2 separate regions of the Homo sapiens genome follow, and region 1 is linked to region 2. Evidence: chromatin loops called from intact Hi-C (ENCODE). Cell type or tissue: Caco-2. All regions are shown on one strand. Links, peaks and the distances in the headings refer to the core of each region. The heading gives the core; the rest is flanking DNA.

Region 1 (5,372 bases), core at 104-5,103, 62 kb before region 2:
TTTATTCTTACAGAGGGTTATAACCGTTAAGACTTCCTTCTCAACTGGGCGCGGTGGCTCACGCCTGTAATCCCAGCACTTTGGGAGGCTGAGGCAGGTGGATCATCTGAGGTCAGGAGTTCTAGACCAGCCTGGCCAACGGGGTGAAACCCCATCTTTACTAAAAATACAAAAATCAGCTGGGCGTGATGGCGGGCACCTGTGATCCGAGCTACTTGGGAGGCTGAGGCAGGATAATTGCTTGAACCCAGAAGGCAGAGGTTGCAGTGAGCCAAGATTGAGCCACTGCACTCTAGCTTGGGTGATAGAACGAGACCCTGTCTCAAAAAAAAAAAAAAAAAAAAGACTTACTTCTATACTTTTTCTTAAAAAAACAAATGGATGAGATTATGCTTTATGTGGTTGTTTCTTGCTTTTATTAAATACTGTTCTTGTAATAACATTTTCCATTATTATTAAAAGTATCCTAAACATGTAAAATGTCTACATGTTATTTCTTTTTTTTTTTTTTTTTGAGATGGAGTCTCGTGCTGTCGCCCAGGCTAGAGTGCAGTGGCGCGATCTCGGCTCACTGCCAGCTTCGCCTCCTGGGTTCACGCCATTCTCCTGCCTCAGCCTCCCAAGTAGCTGGGACTACAGGCGCCGCGACTACAGGCGCCCGCCGCCATGCCTGGCTAACAGTTTGTATTTTTAGTAGAGATGGGGTTTCACCGTGTTAGCCAGGATGGTCTCGATCTCCTGAACTGATGATCCACCTGCCTTGGCCTCCCAAAGTGCTGGGATTACAGGTGTGAGCCACCGCGCCCAGCCTCTACATGTTATTTCACTATTTCCTTTTGTTATTTAGGGCAGAATATTGTCATAACTGCTGGAAAAAATATACAGTGTAATTGTTTTAGTGTCTGCCTCCCATAATAGAATGGAAGTTCTATAGGGCTGAGCCATGTATTAAATAATTTTTTTTTTTTTTTGAGACAGGGTCTTCTTGCTCTTTCACCCAGGCTGAATGCAGTGGCATAATCATGGCTCCTGCAGCCTCCACCTCCTGGAATAATTAGTCCTCTTGCCTCAGCCTCTCAAGTAGCTGGGATAAACATGTGCTACCACACTCAGCTAATTTTTCTATTTTTCGTAGATACAAGATCCCACTATGTTGCCCAGGCTGGTCTCAAACTTCTGAGCTCAAGCAATCCTCCTTGGCCTCCCAAAGTGTTGGGATTACAGGCATGAGCCACTGCCTGGCCCCTAAAATTTTAAAGTATAGGCTGAAGAATACCCCTTTTCCTAAATGCTTGGGATTGGAAGTATTTTGGATTTTGAATTTTCTTGGATTTTTGGATATTTGCATATCCATAATGAGATGTTTTGAGGCTCTGACCCACATCTAAACACAAAATTCACTTATGTTTCATATACACCTTAGGCACATAAGATGAAGGTAATTTTATGCAATATTTTAAATAATTTTGTTTATAAAACAAAGCTTGTGTACATCGAGTCATCAGAAAAGATGATCTCAGCCGCCCATGTGGACAATATGTGGGGTCACGTCAGGACTCAAAAAGTTTCAGGTTTTGGATTTTTGGATTAGGGATGCTCAACCTGTATCCTCAGTATTAAGCTGAGTGCCTTGAGAGTATAGTAGGTGCTCTGTAAATATTTAGAAAATCTAAAAATAGGCATGATTTTATCCCCCCACCAATCAGTAATGCTGCACTAGATATCTTTTTCAGTGTACCTCATTTAAGTAGCTTATTCTTCATCATATGACCAAAGGCATTGATACAATTGGTTTTTTTTTTCTTTTTTTTTTTTTTTGGAGACAGAGTCTCGCTCTGCTGCCCAGGCTGGATTGCAGTGGTGTGACCTCGGCTCACTGCAACCTCTGCCTCCCGGGTTCAAGCGATTCTCCTGCCTCAGCCTCCCGAGTAGCTGGGGTTACAGGCGCCCACTACCACGCCAGGCTAATTTTTGTATTTTTAAATAGAGACCGGGTTTAGCCATGTTGGCCAGGCTGGTCTTGAGCTCCTGACCTCAGGTGATCCACCCGCCTTGGCCTGCCAAGATACAGTTCTTAAAAAGTAGTTTTGACACATCATTCAAGACATTTTTCGTTAATTGAAAAGCCTGCTATTAAGTGTTTATAAGCCTCTATGGTAGTTACTGCATTATTCTTGTGAAGCCATCACAGGTCCTCTCCCCTTCCTTGTAATGATGTGTTTAAAGTTCTCTGAAAACATGGAAAAGATGCTGTAGGCATAAATCAAAAAGTCACTTAAACCACTGGATGCCCATTTCTCAGTGCCGTGTCAAACAAATGCCTTGAGGACCTGTGGCTTGGACATGTGTGTTTCATAGGGATGTCCTATCACCAAGCCGAGTGGCTAGTTTTAGATATGGTGAAAATGATTTGAAAAACAAACTCTGTTCTCTTCCTCTGAAAAGGTCCTTCCAAGGGGTGGATAGAGAGTTGAACAGAGGTTTGCAAACTTCCAGATAACTTCCTCTTTGTCAGTGGCCAAAGGTCATTGTAGACATATCTTCCCGAAGGCTGGAGCCTGAGGGAAGGGATGAGGAGGGTGTGGAGGGATGACAAGGGATGTGGAGGAGGAGGAGTCCGGGAGAGCAGAGAAGAGAGAACCCCAGGCAATCTGCATGGGGATTTCTGGCTTGAGATAAGAAACAACATTGCAAAAATGACTTGCGGTGGGGAATGCTTTGATATTTTCTGTCAAAACAACTCTTGAGTCTTAAGTATAGTAATGAATTTTCATAATATGCTTACTTTCATTCATTCATGGAGTAAAATTTCCTATTGGTTGGAAGAGGATGGTGGCTTGGTGAGAAGAAAGAAAAGCCACATGCAAAGGCAAGCATGGGGGTGCAGCTGAACACACTGTCTATCCCAGGAATCCTAAGCAGTTCAGGATGATGAGGGTTTCAAACACAAGGGGAAATATGAGTGATATGGCTGGAGAGGTAGACCAGATATCTGACCTAGAACTCCACCTGCCTTGCTGAGGCTAAACCATCTGGCAACCACCTGGGCAAGTCACTGAACCTTTCTTTGCCTCCAATTCCTTACCTGTGAGATGGGGGAAGTAAACTCCCTACAAAGTAGGTGCTGCCATATGGGTAAAATGAGCTAATGCATGTAGAACACTGAAATGCCGGGCACATAGCAAGCACTCACATGTCAGCCATTGTTATTAATAAAGAGGAAGCATCTCGCCAATCCTGTTTTGGAAGTTAACAAGGTCATCGAGTTGAGACTTTGATAACTTTTGCTGATTTTTATCCTCTCTTTTCCCAATTCAAAGATTAACACAGGGTTGGCTCTAAAGCTAAGAACTGCATCTCTTAGAGTTAAACGGTGGTAGCTTTGGGAAGGCTTGCTTCACTTTTCCGTTCATTCTTCACTCGCTGTACAACCACACGAGGGACATAACCCTGCGGAGAATTTCCTATGCAAGGTGTTGAAATAGCATTTTAGAAATAAAGATCACAAAAAGCACTGAACTCCTAAATGCCGTAAACTATCATGTTAAGGAGGGTTTGTATTACCTGGTAGGCGAGAACCTCAGCCTTTAGGGTGGTACTTCTTTGTTAGCACTTGAAAATTTGGAAAGCACTTTCTGATACTCTCTTCTGGGTTGTTCTCCCAAGATGCGTCGTTCCCATCTTACAGATGACCAGCTGAGAGGGTGAAATCAGGCTTCCCTCTTATATCATGTAAGTTTGAAAGCCAGGAGAGTGATTGAAGTGGGGTGCAATAATAAAGGGAGTTCTGGAAGGGGAAGCACCCTTTCTTTCTCTGGCTGCTTTTTCTTGGAGTTCCTGAAGGCAGGATTCTAGGCCAGGCACTTCGGTGCAGGAGCTCTGTCACTTGGTACTCCTGATGCAGCTCTGAGGGAGGGTGGATGAAGCTTTGTGGGGGGAAGGAATGGAGTGGGGAGAAAATGCCTCCTTGGAGAGGAAAAAAACGTCCATTATCAGTTGCTCCTACCCTACCCCCAACCCTCCTGTTTTCCACTCACAGCAACCTCAGGGAGGGAGATAAGAGCTTCAGGGGAAAGTCCTGTCTTCCCTGCTCCTAGAACCAAACAGATTTGCAGTTCTGTCTTTTTGACCAGCTTCTGCTCCAGGGAAATCACTTGATTCTTTGGAGCCCGAGTTTCCTCATTTATGAAACCAGGACAGTTTCACTTTGTGGGTTACGTGAACAACAAATACCTGGCAAACAATAAGTACCCAGTTATATTTTTCCTTCTTACCAATTATATCAGTGACTTTGAATTTAAGGAATGAGGCAAAGGATTAGTTATTTTGTTTATTGTCTTTTTTCCATAGCTGAAGTTTTCTTTCCAGATTAATTTTTAGCCTGAAGTTTGGGAATATAAACTGAATAAACCAAATGACTTTAAAACGTATTACTTAAAAAAATGTTTTCCCCTTGTTTTTTCCTGAGTATAAAGTAGTACATTCTTTTATAAAATAGAACAGCCAAACCATATATACTCTAGAAAATGTGCCATAGTTCTACCTTCCAGATTTTTCGTAGTCATACTTTAACCCATATATATCTGCTTCCATAGACAAACATGCATATAACCTTATATATGTTCGCCACGTGTACCTTTTGCTTTTTAAGACAAATGGGATCATATTTATATTTGCTGTTTGACACCTTGCTTTTTTGTTTTTTTTTTTTTATTTTTATTTTGAGACGGAGTCTTGCCCTGTCGCCCAGGCTGGAGTGCAGTGGTGCGATCTCGGCTCACTGCAATCTTTTCCTCCCAGGTTCAAGCGATTCTCCTGCCTCAGCCTCTCAAGTAGCTGGGATTACAGGCACCTGCCATCATGCCCAGCCAATTTTTGTATTTTTAATAGAGACGGGGTTTCACCATGTTGGCCAGGGTGGTTTCGAACTCCTGACTTCAAGTAATCTACCTGCCTTGGCCTCCCAAAGTGTTGGGATTACAGGTGTGAGCCACCACTCCCGGCCAACAACTTGCTTTAAAAAAAAAAAAAAAAAGTGTGTTTAGAGATGGAGTCTAGCTCTGTTGCCCAGGCTGGAGTGCAGTGACACAATCATAGCTCACTGCAGCCTAGAGCTCTTGGGCTCAAGCAATTTTCCCCTCCTCAGCCTCCTAAAGTGTTGGGATTATAGGCATGAGCCACTGTGTCCTGCTGCTTTTTTTTTTCCCCCAAACAAAATATCTTCAATGTCTTTCCACATGAGTACATTTAAAAATATAATAAGCAAAATCTGATCTTTACTGGTTACACTACAATCATTGTATGGCTGTTGTATAGCTTGTTCTGTTGAGGAACATTAGGCTTGTTTCCATTGTTTTCATAGTTATAACCTC
Region 2 (5,372 bases), core at 141-5,140:
TCCTAGGAAGGGGCAAACAAGCTCCCTAGGGCCTCTTTTACAAGGGCATTAACCCCATTCATGCGGGCTCCACCCTCATGGCCTCATACCTCCCAAAGGCCCCACCTGCATGTACCATCACCTTGGAGGTTAGGCTTCAACATCGGAAGCGGGGGAGGGAACACAAGCATTCAGTCAATAGCAACGGGATTGGGTTCAAGAGCTCAGAGTGGAACTAGGGAGCCTGGCAAGCTCAGGGCCCAAGAGTTCCCCTGTACCACCGTCTTTCCTTCTGGTATGGCTGCTGGCTGCCCCATCCGCCTGCACAGCCTCTGCCCCAACAGAGAAACTAGAGGTGAGCTAGGACACAAGAGTGGGATGGTGTGAACTCGGCAGCACCTCGCAGCAGCCGAGGCCCAGAGCAGCATGGGCCCACAGCAAAGGCTTCTTCCTTTCCATTCAAACTGCGAGAGCTCGGCAGGCCCCAGCGCAGGTGCGGCTCGGGTCGCTGTCCTCGGCCTCCCGGTGGGCAGGAGCCGGCAGCCGCCCTGCAACGTGGTCTATTTCCAGCAAACCACCCCCCTCCCCCCCAGCCATGATGCGGGCGTGAGGCTTTCCGGCTATTTCCCAGGATGTCTCTTCAGGCAGCGGGGTGCAGCACTGTGGTTCTGAAACTGGAGGGCTTGTTCTAAAGATGGCTGGGCCCTCGGCTCGGTGGGTCTGATCGGGGGCCTGGGAATTTGTATTTCTAAGAAGTCCCCAGGTGATGCTAACACCGTTTGTCCAGGGACCACACTTCGGGAGCCCCTGATGTAGCGGAGAACTGCCTAGCTTCTCATTCAGCCTCCGGCTGTGTGACCTTGCCCAAGGTCGCCTAACTTTTCTGTTTTGCTTGCCTCATCCGTAAAATTAGTCCACGAGGACTAATACTCGTGCCTGCCTCGCAGGACGATTATAACGAGTAAATGAGCTGAATTTACTTCAAGAGCTTGGAATGGCCCCGGCACATATTAAAGCGGTGAGAGGCAGGAGGCTTTTATTCATGGCTTGTAGTGGCTGGGTGGTGTCCCAGTGCATCGGAATCTTCAGGAGGGCCGGAAAGCCACCTGCACTGCACTGCGGGGGTTCCCCGCCCGCAGTCTCCCATTCAGTGGTGGGGTGCGGGTCTGAGAATGTGCATTCCTAACAGGTTCCCCCGGGGGCTGTTGCTGCTGGCCTGGAGGCACCTGCCCTCTCTTTCTGGGGAGGAACCTCCAAGAGGGATAGTGACTCACTCGGGTGGGGTGGGACAGAGGGGGACTAGAGAATGTTAGGGTCCAATGACACAAAGGTGACCCAGAGCCTGACAGCTGGCTGGTAGCTATGGGATCCTCTGCGCCTCCCTGTAGGGGAAGATGATTTGAGTAGTGAAACCTGTTGATGACCCTCCCACCCCCCAACAGACACACACACACACATGCACACAGACACACACACACACACGGAACCAGAGGGGCCTCCCGGGTACAGGTGTGGATGCCACTGGCTCTCGACCCCACTCTCTGCCCTGGGTCAGGTGAGTAGCCACACTCAGCGCTTCTGCTTCTGGAAGTCCTGGGCTGTGGCGGCTCCCACATCGCTGACTGGGGCTGTCCACATGGAAGACCCGTGAAAGTCACCAGTGGGAAGCAGGTGCATGCACTGTTTGGGCCTCTACCGGGTAGGCTGAAGATTCCACCTGGAGTGTGTCAGACAGGATAGGCCCTGGGAGGCTGACTCACGAGGACCAAACCCTGAGGAGCCTGAGGGAATCACTCCTGTGGGTGAGAGGAGGAAATCAGCCATATGGCTCTGGAGGATCCTGGCAGCCTGAGGACACTCTAAGGTGCAAAGCAGAATCCTCAAGGGAAGGGTGTCTGGGCAGGTTCTCCCAGCTGAGCCTCTGCTGGAACAAAGCTGGCTTTCCCCTGGTCCTCCAGCCAGGAAGCGCAGGCCCTTAGGCTTGGCTTGGACACTGTTCCTTGGACCCACCAGGGGCGGACCCAGGTCTAGACAGTCCCCTCCCGCCCCCCATTCCCAAACCCTCTGATAAACATGCTTTGGGGGAAGACTGCACGCCCTGCTTGCTCCAGCCCTGCTCAGCCCCAGGTTGCCTCGCCCAGGGAAGAATCTGGTGGCCAGGAGGCTTCCAGAGCTAGGTTGGGTTGAATATTAACCTGCCTTGATTGGGTGGAACAATATTTAAACTCAATTACAAGAGAAAGGGGTTATCTGGAGAGGGCTTATCAGGCCAGAGCAGCTATTGAAATATCTGATAAGCCCAGAGGTTGACATTGGAGTGGGGGAGGAGCTGGCCCCAAACACTAGTCCAGAGAGGAGAAAGGTGGATGAGGAAAATCGACCAACTTCCCTCCCTTCCTCCTGTCATCCCTTCTTTCTCCTCCTCTCCCTCCATTCCCTTTGTTCACATATGCTTTTTGAGTATCAGGGGCAGGCCCAGCTCTTTCCTGGCACCAACAGCTCACAGAACTTGCTGGGCCTTACTCTTCCTCTGGGCTCTTCCTCTGAGCTCCCATGGGCTCCTGTGCCTAGGCTGTAACTGTCCATCTTTCTGTCCGCCTCTCCCACTGGGAGGAGCTCCTAGAGACAGAGTTTGGTCTGCCTGATCGCTGCCACTCTGGAATCCAGCCCAGGGCCTGGCAGGGAGAAGCCTGCTAGGAGTGTTTGTTGAATGAGTAAGAGATAGCAAGAGGTGCTGGGCAAACGAGGGACTGGGACCTGAAAGCAGCGGTGAAGGGAGCCTGTGCCGGCAGGGGGCAAGCTGCTATATGGTGACGTGTCACCTTAGCACAGAGAGAATGGGGACAGAGGACAGTGAGTTCGGATGGGGCAGTAGGGATTGGGAAGAGGACAAACATGGGCACAGGGATGTGGTGTGGGCCGGCAGGAGGAGGCCTGTGAGGGGCTCCCCCAGCCAGGTATTGCCCGTGCCTTGTCTGAAGGGATCCAGGATGTACCACACTGAAGAGGGTTTTCTGGTTTATTTTTTTATTTTTTTATTTTTTTATTCCCCTTAATCTGCCTAAAAGCAGAGGCTCCCAAAAGAATTCAGCTGCCAGAAATCCTTTCCCTGGAACTTTCAAAACCAGAGAGATGGACTCCTATCACCAAATACAAGAATTCAAGAAGTCAGCACTGGCACCAAGATAAGAAATCACCAGAACAGACATAGTTGCAAAACTGTCCTAGCTGCCATCTGTTCTCCTAGGGGCCATTTATCTTTCCTAAAAGTAAAATGGTCCTTCTCTTCCCTCTTCCCCTATTAACATGGTATATAAGTCCCAAATTATAACCACCTCCTTGAGTTGCATTTTTCTTTTCTTTTCTTTTTTGAGACAGAGTCTCACTCTGTCACCCAGGCTGGAGTGCAGTGGCACCATCTCGGCTCACTGCAACCTCCATCTCAAGCAATTCTCCTGCCTCAGCCTCCCAAGTAGCTGGGATTACAGGCACCCGCCACTGCGTCCAGCTAATTTTTGTATTTTTAGTAGAGATGGGCTTTCGTCATATTGGCCAGGATGGTTGTGAACGCCTGGCCTCAGGTGATCTATCCACCTCGGCCTCTCAAAGTGCTGGGATTACAGGTGTGAGCCACCACGCCTGGCCACATTTTTCTTTTTATTTATACTTGTTTTATCCTTTTCTCCTTTTTTCTCTTTTCTTTTTTTTTATTTTTTATTTTTAACATTTCTTTCTTTTTTTTCTTTTTCCTTTATCTTCTTCTTCTTTTTCTTTTTTTTTTTTTTGAGACAGTTTCTCACTTTGTCACCCAGGCTGTAGTGCGGTGGATCATAGCTCGCTGCAGCCTTGAACTGAGTCACATTTTTCTGTGAAACTCCCTCATAGGTATGAGAATAAAAATCCATCTTTTTTCTCTAGCGAATCTATCTTTTGTCAGTTTAATTCGCAGGCCCCTAGTCACTGAACATAAGAGGACACAGGAAAAGTTTTTCCTCCCTATTATCTCATCTGCACTCACAGCACCTTTTCAGGCAGTTGTTAAAGTCTCTGCTTTGCCTGTGAGGAGACTGAGGCTCAGAGAATCTGGGCAGCTTCTTCAGGGACACACAGCTAGTCAGGGGGCAAAGTCAGGCTTCTGACCCAGGTCCGTCAGCTCCAAAGACTGTGCCACCGTCCCATGTGGCTGCGGGGAGGCTGATGCTGGGGAGCAAATGCATCCGGATAAGGTGCTGCTCCTGGCTGGGAAGGCGGATGCCAGGATATCTAGGTAGCTTGGGAGATGCCCCTCCCGGCAGTTCTTCCTGCCCATGGGGAAGCGTGCCTTTGAGACAAGCTACATACCATGCTTGTCCCCTCTCCACCTCAGCCCTGACCCAGCTGTGCCCTTGGGGCCTGTGGAAAGGGGTGAGCTAGAACCGCCTCCTCCTTCCCAGTGCTGCGCCCGCTTGCCTCTCTGGGACGGGGAGGGGTGGGATATGCGGCCAGGGGGCTGGCTTGGTTTAAGTCTTCAGCTCACAGCCCAGCCCCAGCCAGGGGATCCTGAGCCCCAACTCGTTTACAGTCCCTGCATGGGCATCTTCCCCACAGCTGCAACTGTCCCCTCTGCTGGCCCTGCTGCTGCCCTCTGGAATGTGGGCCCTAGGAAAGGAAGCCTGTCCCCGGGTACCTGCAGATGCAGCTCTTCCTCTGGGCTGCCGTGGGCTGCTGGGCTCCAGGGTTCTGCCCCAATACTCAGGCCACCTCCTCTCAGGTGAGGTGCTCACCCCTCTCCAGCACCTTCTGCTGACCGTCCCTGCCCCTCTATTGTGGATGGACTTGGGAGGCCAGTTCTGTGCTTCACCTCCTTCCACCTTCCTCCTTCATCTGTCCCTTTCATTCATTCTTTCCCTCTTGAAGAGAAAGTGGACTCAGAGTTCCAGCTGATCTAGCAGGGAGACCCTGGCTCTGACCCCCATAGGCTGTTTTCTTTTTTCTTTTTCTTTTTTTTTTTTTGAGACAGGGTCTCACTCTGTCACCCAGGCTAAAATGCAGTGATGTGATTTCAGCTCACTGCAGCCTCAACCTCCCTGGGCTCAGGTGATCTTCCTACCTCAGCCTCTCAAGTAGCTGGGACTACAAGTGTGTGCCACCACACCCGGCTATTTTTTTTTTTTTTTGTATTTTTGGTAGAGACAAAGTTTCACTATGTTGCCCAAGCTGGTCTCAAGCAATCCACCTGCCTTGGCCTCCCAAGGTGCTGGGATTACAGCTGTGAGCCACTGCATCTGGCCGACTGTTTGCCATTTAATCTCCCTAAAGTCTCTTTTTTTAAAAAAAATGGGGACTAGGACCAGCCTGACCAACATGGAGAAACTCCATCTCTACTAAAAATACAAAATTAGCCAGGTGTGGTG

The links. A loop is a pair of places that touch in the nucleus more often than their neighbours do. Peaks named below come from ENCODE experiments on the same cell type or tissue, not always from the same donor. Only the 100,000 strongest peaks of a DNase experiment are listed, where the experiment ranks them.
Region 1: a loop joins it to region 2, with 6 times the contacts of the local background. A loop is called at or near these places in 2 of 110 quality-filtered maps.

The regions. Positions count from the first base shown.
Region 1 is chr2:121,270,541-121,275,912 of GRCh38, reverse strand. The region is part of intron 2 of TFCP2L1 (transcription factor CP2 like 1); the gene reads left to right. Among named protein-coding and RNA genes, the nearest start is that of TFCP2L1, 12 kb to the left of the region's middle. In Caco-2, for the core only: no CTCF peak of the experiment used is centred there; a DNase peak (open chromatin) is centred at 2,592.
Region 2 is chr2:121,208,250-121,213,621 of GRCh38, reverse strand. No RefSeq gene overlaps it. Among named protein-coding and RNA genes, the nearest start is that of TFCP2L1, 74 kb to the left of the region's middle. In Caco-2, for the core only: a CTCF peak has its summit at 2,771 (motif pointing right); DNase peaks (open chromatin) are centred at 2,191 and 2,641.